Linked DNA regions of Homo sapiens: region 1 is linked to region 2. A link is a contact called in ENCODE Hi-C or POLR2A ChIA-PET data. All regions are on one chromosome and are shown on one strand. Each heading gives the region's core, a stretch centred on a gene start or an enhancer-like site at or near the end of the contact. The rest is flanking DNA. Distances are from core to core; before and after follow the strand shown.

What was found. Hi-C counts contacts between places; a loop is a spot of excess contacts on that map. ChIA-PET counts read pairs that join two places held with the same protein, here RNA polymerase II (POLR2A). Pooled maps may share reads with other maps.
Region 1: POLR2A ChIA-PET joins it to region 2 with 14 read pairs in activated T-cell. The contact joins the enhancer-like site here to the promoter of SNORC in region 2. A Hi-C loop is called at or near these places in 4 of 50 pooled maps. POLR2A ChIA-PET finds 5 or more read pairs at or near these places in 5 of 52 experiments (A673, HepG2, activated T-cell and 1 more).

The regions. Positions count from the first base shown.
Region 1 is chr2:233,075,390-233,079,502 of GRCh38, forward strand. INPP5D (inositol polyphosphate-5-phosphatase D) reads left to right here. Exons shown (of 27, transcript NM_001017915.3): 2 at 3,946-4,009. Among named protein-coding and RNA genes, the nearest start is that of INPP5D, 17 kb to the left of the region's middle. Within about 2 kb of position 1,467, at least 11 of the 41 ENCODE cell types and tissues checked have a DNase peak (open chromatin) inside an H3K27ac peak, as active enhancers do.
Region 2 is chr2:232,868,400-232,872,919 of GRCh38, forward strand. It overlaps SNORC (secondary ossification center associated regulator of chondrocyte maturation), which reads left to right and starts at 1,865. Exons shown (of 3, transcript NM_001394206.1): 1 at 1,865-2,015. The coding sequence starts at 1,943. RefSeq lists an enhancer at 3,795-4,520.

The DNA of each region.
Region 1 (4,113 bases), core at 217-2,716, 210 kb after region 2:
ACCCACTGCCCCTAAAGAGCAGTGAGCATGTTTTCCAGGTTATGTTCCAGGGCAGCAATTGCCAAACACTATTTAGTTGTAGAATCTTTGCTTTAAACATTTTGCATGCAAGATATTGTGTGTGTGTGTGTGCATGTGTACATACACACATGCATGCATGCATGTTACATGTATACACATGTATGCATATGTTGTGTGTGCACATGTATATGTGTGTGTGTGTGTGTGTATATAGGACCAGAGTGAAGTACAAACTGCTGGTGGGGTGGCAGGCCAAGTGAGCACCTTCCTCCACCGCTTGGCAGAGCCTCCACACCCGTGGAATACAGTTTGGTACTACTGCTCACCCAACGACTTGTGTGTGGCGGGGCTGATGGGGTGTGTGTGGGGTGGTGCTGTATGTTTTCCCTTGAAGGTTGAAACTGATTCAGCCCTGGGGGTCAGAATGTCCAGCCCTGTGCATTGGCTATGCAGGGTCATTAACATCTGCTGAGATGTTACTGTCTAAGGGGGAAGTATCTTCTTCCTGTTATACTAGCTTTTGAATTCTGATCTGTTTTGGTAACATGGAGCTGTTTCTTTGTTTCAGTGTTTCTAGAACATCTTTGAAAAAGCCATAAAGGTTTGTCTGCCACACTTGATTGAACCAAAAAGCCTTTCCTGTTCTGTGCGCCTGCCTCTGACTCTCCCTTCGTGATTATGTTCTTTCTCTCTGTCTACAGGCTGATGTTTGGGCTGGCTGGAGCTCTTCCACAAGTCAGCTGCCCTCAGCCAAATAAGAGGCTGTTCTCACCCCTCACCTCATTTGCATACCTACAGGAGGAAGTGCCAAGGGAAGAGAGCATTGAAAAATAAGAGCACAGCAGAGTTGAGCTATCTCCACATTTGTCTGGCAGGCTCTGCAAAGGGGATTGAGGCCAGTGGTTCTCTGTGTCCCAGAGGTGTCCCTGGGAGATGTAGTGTCACTGGACTAGAGATTCATCCTTGCTATCTCTGATGCAAGACGATTGTATCAATTCAGGCTCTGGAGGTAGGACAGGGAGCAGAAGGATGGGGACTAAAGCCATGGAAGAAAGACAGAAAAATCACCTTTTCTATGTGAAGTGAAGAGACATGTGGAAGTGAAATTACTCAAAATTCTTTTTAAGTACCCATGATGCAAAAGCCATAAAATAAAATATTGTAAAATTAGCCACATAAAATTGTAAAACATCTACACAGCTTTAAAAACAACCTGTTAAAAATAACTCCAAAATATATTGTAGCATATATCAGAGTCTTATTCATAACTAAGCAAAAAATGATACCAAAATAAGCGAGTCAAAGACACAAAAGGGAATTCACAGAAAAAGAAATACAGATAACTAAACATGGGAACATGCTGAAGGACTTTTCTCATAAAGAAAGGCAAATTAAAGCAAGTTATCATTCTCACCTCTCAGATTTGCAAAGATTAAAAGGTCTGATAACAGCCAGTTGGCAGGGTGTGGGGAAATAGACACATTCATATCCGGTTAGTAGGAGAAAAAAAAGGCCACAACTTCATTGGAAGACAGTTGGTACAGTTGGTAGTCTCTATCAAAATAGCAAATCTCCAGGTCATTTAGCCAGCTGTCACCTTCTAGTGATTTACCTACAATCACTAATAAACGTCAACACGTGTACAGCACATGGTGAAACATGATGAAAATAGTAATAAACCATCTCTCACTTGGCTTGAGAAGACCTCTATGATCTTTTTTGGTGAAAAAAACAAATTTCAGAAAACGGTATACATAGTATGATATTATTGGCATCTAAAAAGATATGCATATATAATCTTGTGGGTATGTTTAAAATTTCTGAACTTACTTACAAACAGGAATAGGAAATCTAAGAAGAGGGGCTCATGGGAGTGGGGAAGGAGATGTTTATTTTTTATTTTATATCTTTCTGTATGGATTTCATTTTTTAAAGTTAGTATATATTTTAAAAAATCTAGTTAAACAGGGTCAAGTGCAGTGGCTCATGCCTGTAATCCCAGCACTTTGGGAGGCCGAGGTGGGTGGATCACCTGAGGTCAGGAGTCGAGACCAGCCTGACCAATATGGAGAAACCCCATCTCTACTAAAAATACAAAATTAGCTGGGTGTGGTGGCACATGCCTGTAATCCCAGCTACTTGAGAGGCTGAGGCAGGATAATTGCTTGAACCTGGGAGGCAGAGTTTGCGGTGAGCCAAGATTGCGTGCCATTGCACTCCAGCCTGGGCAACAAGAGCAAAACTCTGTCTCAAAAAAAAAAAAAAAAAAAAAAAAACTCTCTCTACTAAAAATACAAAAATTAGCCAAGTGTGATGGCAGGAGCTTGTAATCCCAGTTACTTGAGAGGCTGAGGCAGGAGAATTGCTTGAACCTGGGAGGCAGAGGTTGCAGTGAGCCGAGATCGTGCCACTGCACTCCAGCCTGAGTGACAGAGTGAGACTCCGTCTCAAAAAAAAAAAAAAAAAATCTAGTTAAACAAAACATACCAATAACATATGTAAATGCTCAGTGGAGTGCCTGTACCTGAGGGGGTGAGTGTGTGGAGCTTCTACACTGAGGCACTGGCTTCATTACAGAGGCTGGTCCTGTCTACAGGGCTCTACGGGCCAGGTGAGCCTTCCGGGCTCAGGAGAATCTTAAGTAGCAAAATGGGGCAAGATTATGGTGGGTGAGAACAGACCAGCAGCTTTAAGTAAGAGCCTAAGATCCAAATAGCTTTCCCTCGATCTCCTGACAGCCTTCTGGCCTCAGCAGCCGATGGATTCCATGGGTGTTAGCTGCTGCCAGGGTTTCAGCAGGCTGAGGGCCACCGCAGTGTGCCCCTCTCCCAAGGTGCTAGCACTTGACAGCCCCCTTTTCCTCTCACAGGTTTTAGGAAAGTGAAAAGTACCTTCTCCTCCTCACATTAGAGATGACTGTGCCAAAGGAAGGTAGAGCTTCTAGAAAGAGAAGAGAATCTGGGATTCCTAGGACCTTCTTGTTAGAAACAACCCCAAGACTTGCTCTCCAGCTGCTGGGGCAAATCCAGGTCTCGGCAAGGCTGGTGGCCAACCCCTGGGAGATAATCCACGGGGCATAGTGTCCAAGAGGATGAAGCCATTTGGGGGTGGCAGGGAGCTCAGCGGGAACGAGGTGCTGAGTGATCCCTGCCCCTGACAGGTGGCCCCTCTGTGGCTGGGCCTGGCTTTCCATTCACCATGGGCCGCTCTGCTTGGGCCCACTGGAGTCGTGTTTCTTCTTCAAACACCCCCTCTTTTTTGTTGTTTTTTTGTTTTGTTTTGTTTTGTTTTGAGACGGAGTCTCACTCTGTCGCCAGGCTGGAGTGAAGTGGCACATTCTCGGCTCACTGCAACCTCCGCCTCCTGGGTTCAAGTGATTCTTTTGCCTCAGCCTCCCAAGTAGCTGGGACTACAGGTGTGCGCCACCACGCCCAGCTAATTTTTGTATTTTTAGTAGAGATGGGATTTCACCATGTTGGCCAGGATGGTCTCAATCTCTTGACCTTGTGATCCACCCATCTCAGCCTCCCAAAGTGCTGGGATTACAGGCGTGAGCCACCGTGCCTGGCCTGCAAGCACCCACTCTTGCTCTATCTTCTTGGCAGCCGAGAGGTTAAGAAAGCCCCTCCATGTGGCAGACTCCTTTAGATCAGATCCTTTAGCTGCCGGGTCCCCACCTAAATGACCCCCCCCAACCTTTTCCTGGTGCTCCCTGAGTGCAGAAGCAGTGGGGGAATAAGAGTGCCTCAGCCCACGATTGCTGGACGTCAGGACTCACCTCCATCTTAAGAGAACGGTCAGCTCCGAAATTCGGAGACTTTGTGTCCAGATTCCTCAAGCTGTGTCAGGAAGTCTTGTCTTTTCAGTTAAGAGGAAACCGGGTCTTCCTGCATGGGTTCTAATAAAGTCTTTGATCTATTTCAGGTATCGGAATTGCGTTTACACTTACAGAATTCTGCCCAATGAAGATGATAAATTCACTGTTCAGGTGAGTCCTTTATAAACCTAGAAATCTGAACCTGACTTCAGCCGATACTGGCAGAGAAAGGGTGTAAACGATGAGGAAGGAAGTGCACGCGCAGGTAGCCGGAC
Region 2 (4,520 bases), core at 615-3,114:
TCATTTCATCTTCACCATCCATGGCAGGGTTGGCGTCCACCCGGCCTCTGCTGCCGCTTGGCCTCTGCTACTTTAGAATCACATTATTTCCTCTGAAATCAGTGATCCCATCATCAACTCTGGCCTACAAAAAACAGCCACAACCTATCTTTTTAAAGTTGCCGGTCTTCACTAATGCATCTCGCAGTGTCTTGGTGAATAGTGTGTACTATGGGACCTACTGAGAACTTAGTGTGGTCGCCAAAGATAAATCCACCCCAACATTCCTTTCTTACTAAGCCATTGGTATCCCCTTCTTCATTAAGTTAGGCTTCTCAATCTCATAGCATCCAGGCTTTTACTGAGCCTAGGTTTTGGTCAGCCAGCCAAACAGAGCTGCTCCTAGATGCTTAGGTTGAAACATTAAATTCAGACTTCACTAAGCACACCCCTGTCTAGAATGTGGCCGGATCTAATGTCATACTCACATCTTGCCTATTTAGTCTGACACCTTAGAATTCATTCCCACACCATGTTTCTATTAATATAAATTAGCAAAATTCGTATCTTACTAACTTGATACTAATTTATTGCTAGCATAAATTAACAGTAGTTTTTAGTTTGTGCTTATTTCCTCCTAAGTCAGACTTTGTGCTTGCTCTCCCTAGGAATGCTGATACCTGATTCTAGTTATGGATATGGAGGCAAGGAGAAGTTGTTAGGGTAGGTACAAGGTAATTTCATATAAATACGCATGCTAAAAAGAAATTTGAAGTGATGGGGGGATTGAGGGGCTGACTTATCAAGCTGAGGCTTGAATGGAAGGGGTGGCCACATAATCACCACAGGACTGCCTTCTGGGAGGAGAGGGGAACATGCAAAGGCCTGAGGCAGGATCTGGGGGTTTGTTGGGGGAGCCTAGTCACGGCCAGTGGACTGAAACATAGAGCTCGTGGGTGGGAAGCTGAGCAGGGCCGAGGCAAGCCCTTAGCGCGGTGGGAAACCATCAAGGTGTGAAGTAGGGGGCGCTGACAGAACTCTGAGGGCTCAGACGTGGGAAGTGAGGGAAAGAGACACCTTTGATGACTTCATTGTGTGGCTAGAACATCTGGGAGCGGGGAACTGGGATTCCACTGACTGAGTGAGGGAAGGGGCAGTAGAGTCAAGGTTTGCTTTGGACACTGTAAGTTGTAGCCGCTCGTGAGATACCCTGCGGGGCTGTTGAGAAGCAGTGGGCAGTGGGGCTAAGTTCTGAGCCAGGCCCAGCCTGGAAATGGATGTCATAAGTGCACAGGGGTCTAGGGAGGCAGAGAGCGAAAGAGGAAACAGGAGCGTTTTAGGAAAGACTAGAGCTGCCTGAGGGTTTGGATCAAAACTGCTTTAAAAGTCCTTCTTCAACAAGCACTGAGCACCTACTCCGGGCCAGGCATGGAGAACCCAGAGGTGAGCAGAGTCCGTCCTGCACTCAGTGCTGCCTGCTTCAGGCCAAATTTCCCCAAGCCCAGGCCACAGGCACTAACATGCAGATTCCCTGGGCTACCCAAGCCCCACTGAAACACAGTGGCCAGAGGCAGCAGCATGTTTCAAGTTCCCTGGGTGATTCTTTTGCACAAGAAAGCTTGAAAACCTTTCATTTTCAGTGGTCCAGGAGTAAATGTGGGAGGTGTGTGTGTGTTGCGGGGTGGAGAAAGAGAGAGAGCACAGGCAATTTCCTCTTTCCCTCTCCAAGAGCGGGGCTGCTCCCAGGTTCAGGAAAGCAGGTCTGTTCTGTGAGCTCTTGTGTGTGTGTGTTGGTGGGGGGAGCGGGGGGGTGGGGAGGTGCGGGCACGATGTCCCAGGAGGACAGAGTTTGCATTGATGAAAACCCTTCCCAGCCCTTTGATGCCTCTTTCTCACTGCCCTGAAGTTAACCAGCGCAGTCCTCCGTGCGTCCCGCCCGCCGCTGCCCTCACTCCCGGCCAGGATGGCATCCTGTCTGGCCCTGCGCATGGCGCTGCTGCTGGTCTCCGGGGTTCTGGCCCCTGCGGTGCTCACAGGTAAGAGGTGAAGGCCCTTGTCTCAGCCACCACTAGCCTCCCAGGGCCGATAACTACCTTGGGGCCAGATTCTTCAACGTTCACTGGGGAGGAAGCCCTCTCACAGGAGATGGGATGACTATTTGGGGTGATTCTGCGAAGAGCTCTTGTGAGGCCGGCTGGCAGCAGCTGTGTGGGATGGACGTCTCAGGAAATTGTTAGCAGGAGGGATAATGGCCTCTGGAGAAGGAGGACAACTTGGGGGGCAGGCCCAGGGATGTTTTGCTGTTGAGGGGGACATGGGTATTGCTCTAGCACTTTAAAATCTGAAGTCTCCCAGGTCTGGGAGGCAGCTGGGGCACCAGGCACAGGACAAGCAGCTGAGGGGCCAGAGGAGTGCAGAGCCTTGCTGATTACTTTGAAAAGCTTCCCTGCTGGTTTCTGCGACGTCCTTAGAGAATGAGGACCCAGGTACTGTCCCCATCTGGGAAAAGGCTCCAGAGAGGGAGAGAATACAAGGCCCAAGATCCCTCTGCAAAACGGTGTGGACCTCTGGACTGAGATCAGAGTGGCGGAGTCTGGGGTCCCACGAGAGGGAGGCCTCTGGCAGGCTCCCAAGGGCCCTGTGGAGAGGGGAAGACTGGCCCAGGCTGGCTTCAGAGCCTGAGAGACAAAGGGCGCAGACGGGTTACAGGTGGTCTTTGCTCCTTTTGGCCGGGAGTTGGACCAAAGGGCAGCTGGCTTCTGTGTCACAGTAGCGGGGTTCAGGGACCCTGCAGCCTGGGTCTTCTGGAGGGCGCCCGTGGATCTGTGAGAAAGGTGGACCGCAGTCATGAGAGCATGGCCTGGGGAGAGCTTCTGGGGGACGACAGGCCTGGGGAGGCCCCCTCGGCCACACCCTGGGAGGTCTGGGTGACAGCGAGGAGCACCGGAGACTATTGGCTTCTCCCTGGACGCCCAGGAAGAAGCTTGAGGCCAGGGTGTGCTCAGTCTTGACCGGGCGGTTTCTTAACCTCTCTGTGCCTTCTCGTCATCTGTAGGATGGTGACACAGCCACGCTCTGCCTCACTTGCAGGGGTCTGTGAGGCCTCGTGAGTTCAGACGTGCGGAGCTTTTGGGATGGGCCCCACATCCAGTTAGCGCGAATGTGGATTCTGTGGTCCGAGCCCCTCCCTGGCACAGGGTGGTCTCAACAGAACTCTACTTCCTCCCGCAAGCTGGGAGGGCGCCAGCCTCCCTTGTGGTGGAAGAGGCGCCAGCCTAGGCGAGCCATGCGGTGTTCCCAGGATGGGGGGAAGGGACTTAAAGGGGAAGGTGGCATCTTCCATGGCTTGGATCCTGGGGCTGTGATCTTTGCAGCCCCCTCACTGGGAAGAAGCTGCTTCTCCAGCCTGGTGGTCCGTGTGGGCCGAAGGGGAGGCCCTGGCTCCTGCCTGCTGGGCCTGGGCTGCCTGTGGCTCCTGCCCAGGTTCCTACTCCTGTGTGGCTGACCCTCCTGGCCCAGGCTGCCGGCCAGAGTTCCCAGGCCAGACTGTCCCTAATCATTGTAGGCGGGTGGGCTTCCTCTGCCACCACAGGATGCCTTGGGGACAGCCAGGACCTCACCTGGCCTCACTGCCCCACTTCCCTCCATGTGTCCTACCAAGAGTAGGCAGGCCCCCCGCAGGGGCCAGACCAGGCCTTCCCAACCCCGGAGTCTCTGGGGTTCTGGCTGTTGTTCTTGCGAGAGCGTTTGACCCCACCCCTGGGCTGGGAGCTCTGGACAGGTGTGTACACGGCCCTGGGCTCTGTGGGCTGGGGTCCTGTAGCAGACAGGAAGGGAAGGAGCGGCCTTGTGGGCTGAGGCCCAGGCCCCATCTGAGGCACAGGCCCTCCCTGTTGGGGGCCTGTGGCCTCAGCTACTGAGGTGGGAGCAGGCCGGGCTGAGCGGGCAGGAGGCCAGGGCAGGGATGAAAAGGCCCTTCATGGCCCACACAAAGGCTGTCTGTGAGCAGAGGCGCCTGGCCTCAGGGCCCTGTGGTCAGAACACACTTATTTACCAAAAGGCAGGGCGGCTGGGGCCAGTGGGGCTGGGAGAGAGCCCGTGGTGCCCAGGCTTGTGGCAGTGCCACCAGCCCCTGCTTCCCTGGGTCAGAGCGCGTAGCCACACCACATGGCTAATTCTGGTCAGTGGAGTCTGGGCCTCATTACCGCCATGGAACTTTCTTGGGGTCCTCCGTGCCCCCACCTCTTTGCCAACCTCACTTTCTGTCACCCTGGCCTATTCACTGTCCGCCTGGCACGCCGTGAGTTCCGTCCTCCACACCTTCGCTCCTGCCCCATCTCCCCCCTCCCCAGACAGGACTCCTGCTGGGAAACTGCTCTGCTCCCAGCTTCCCAGAAGGATGGATTTGGGGGAAGATGGGAATTGCCTCTCAGCTTTGCTTTCCCTTCTTACTGGAGTAAATTCTAGAAACATAGATGAGGATAAGAAGTGCCTCGGCCCCTCCCTGGCAGCGGCACCCCTTTTCCTGGTGGATCGGTGGC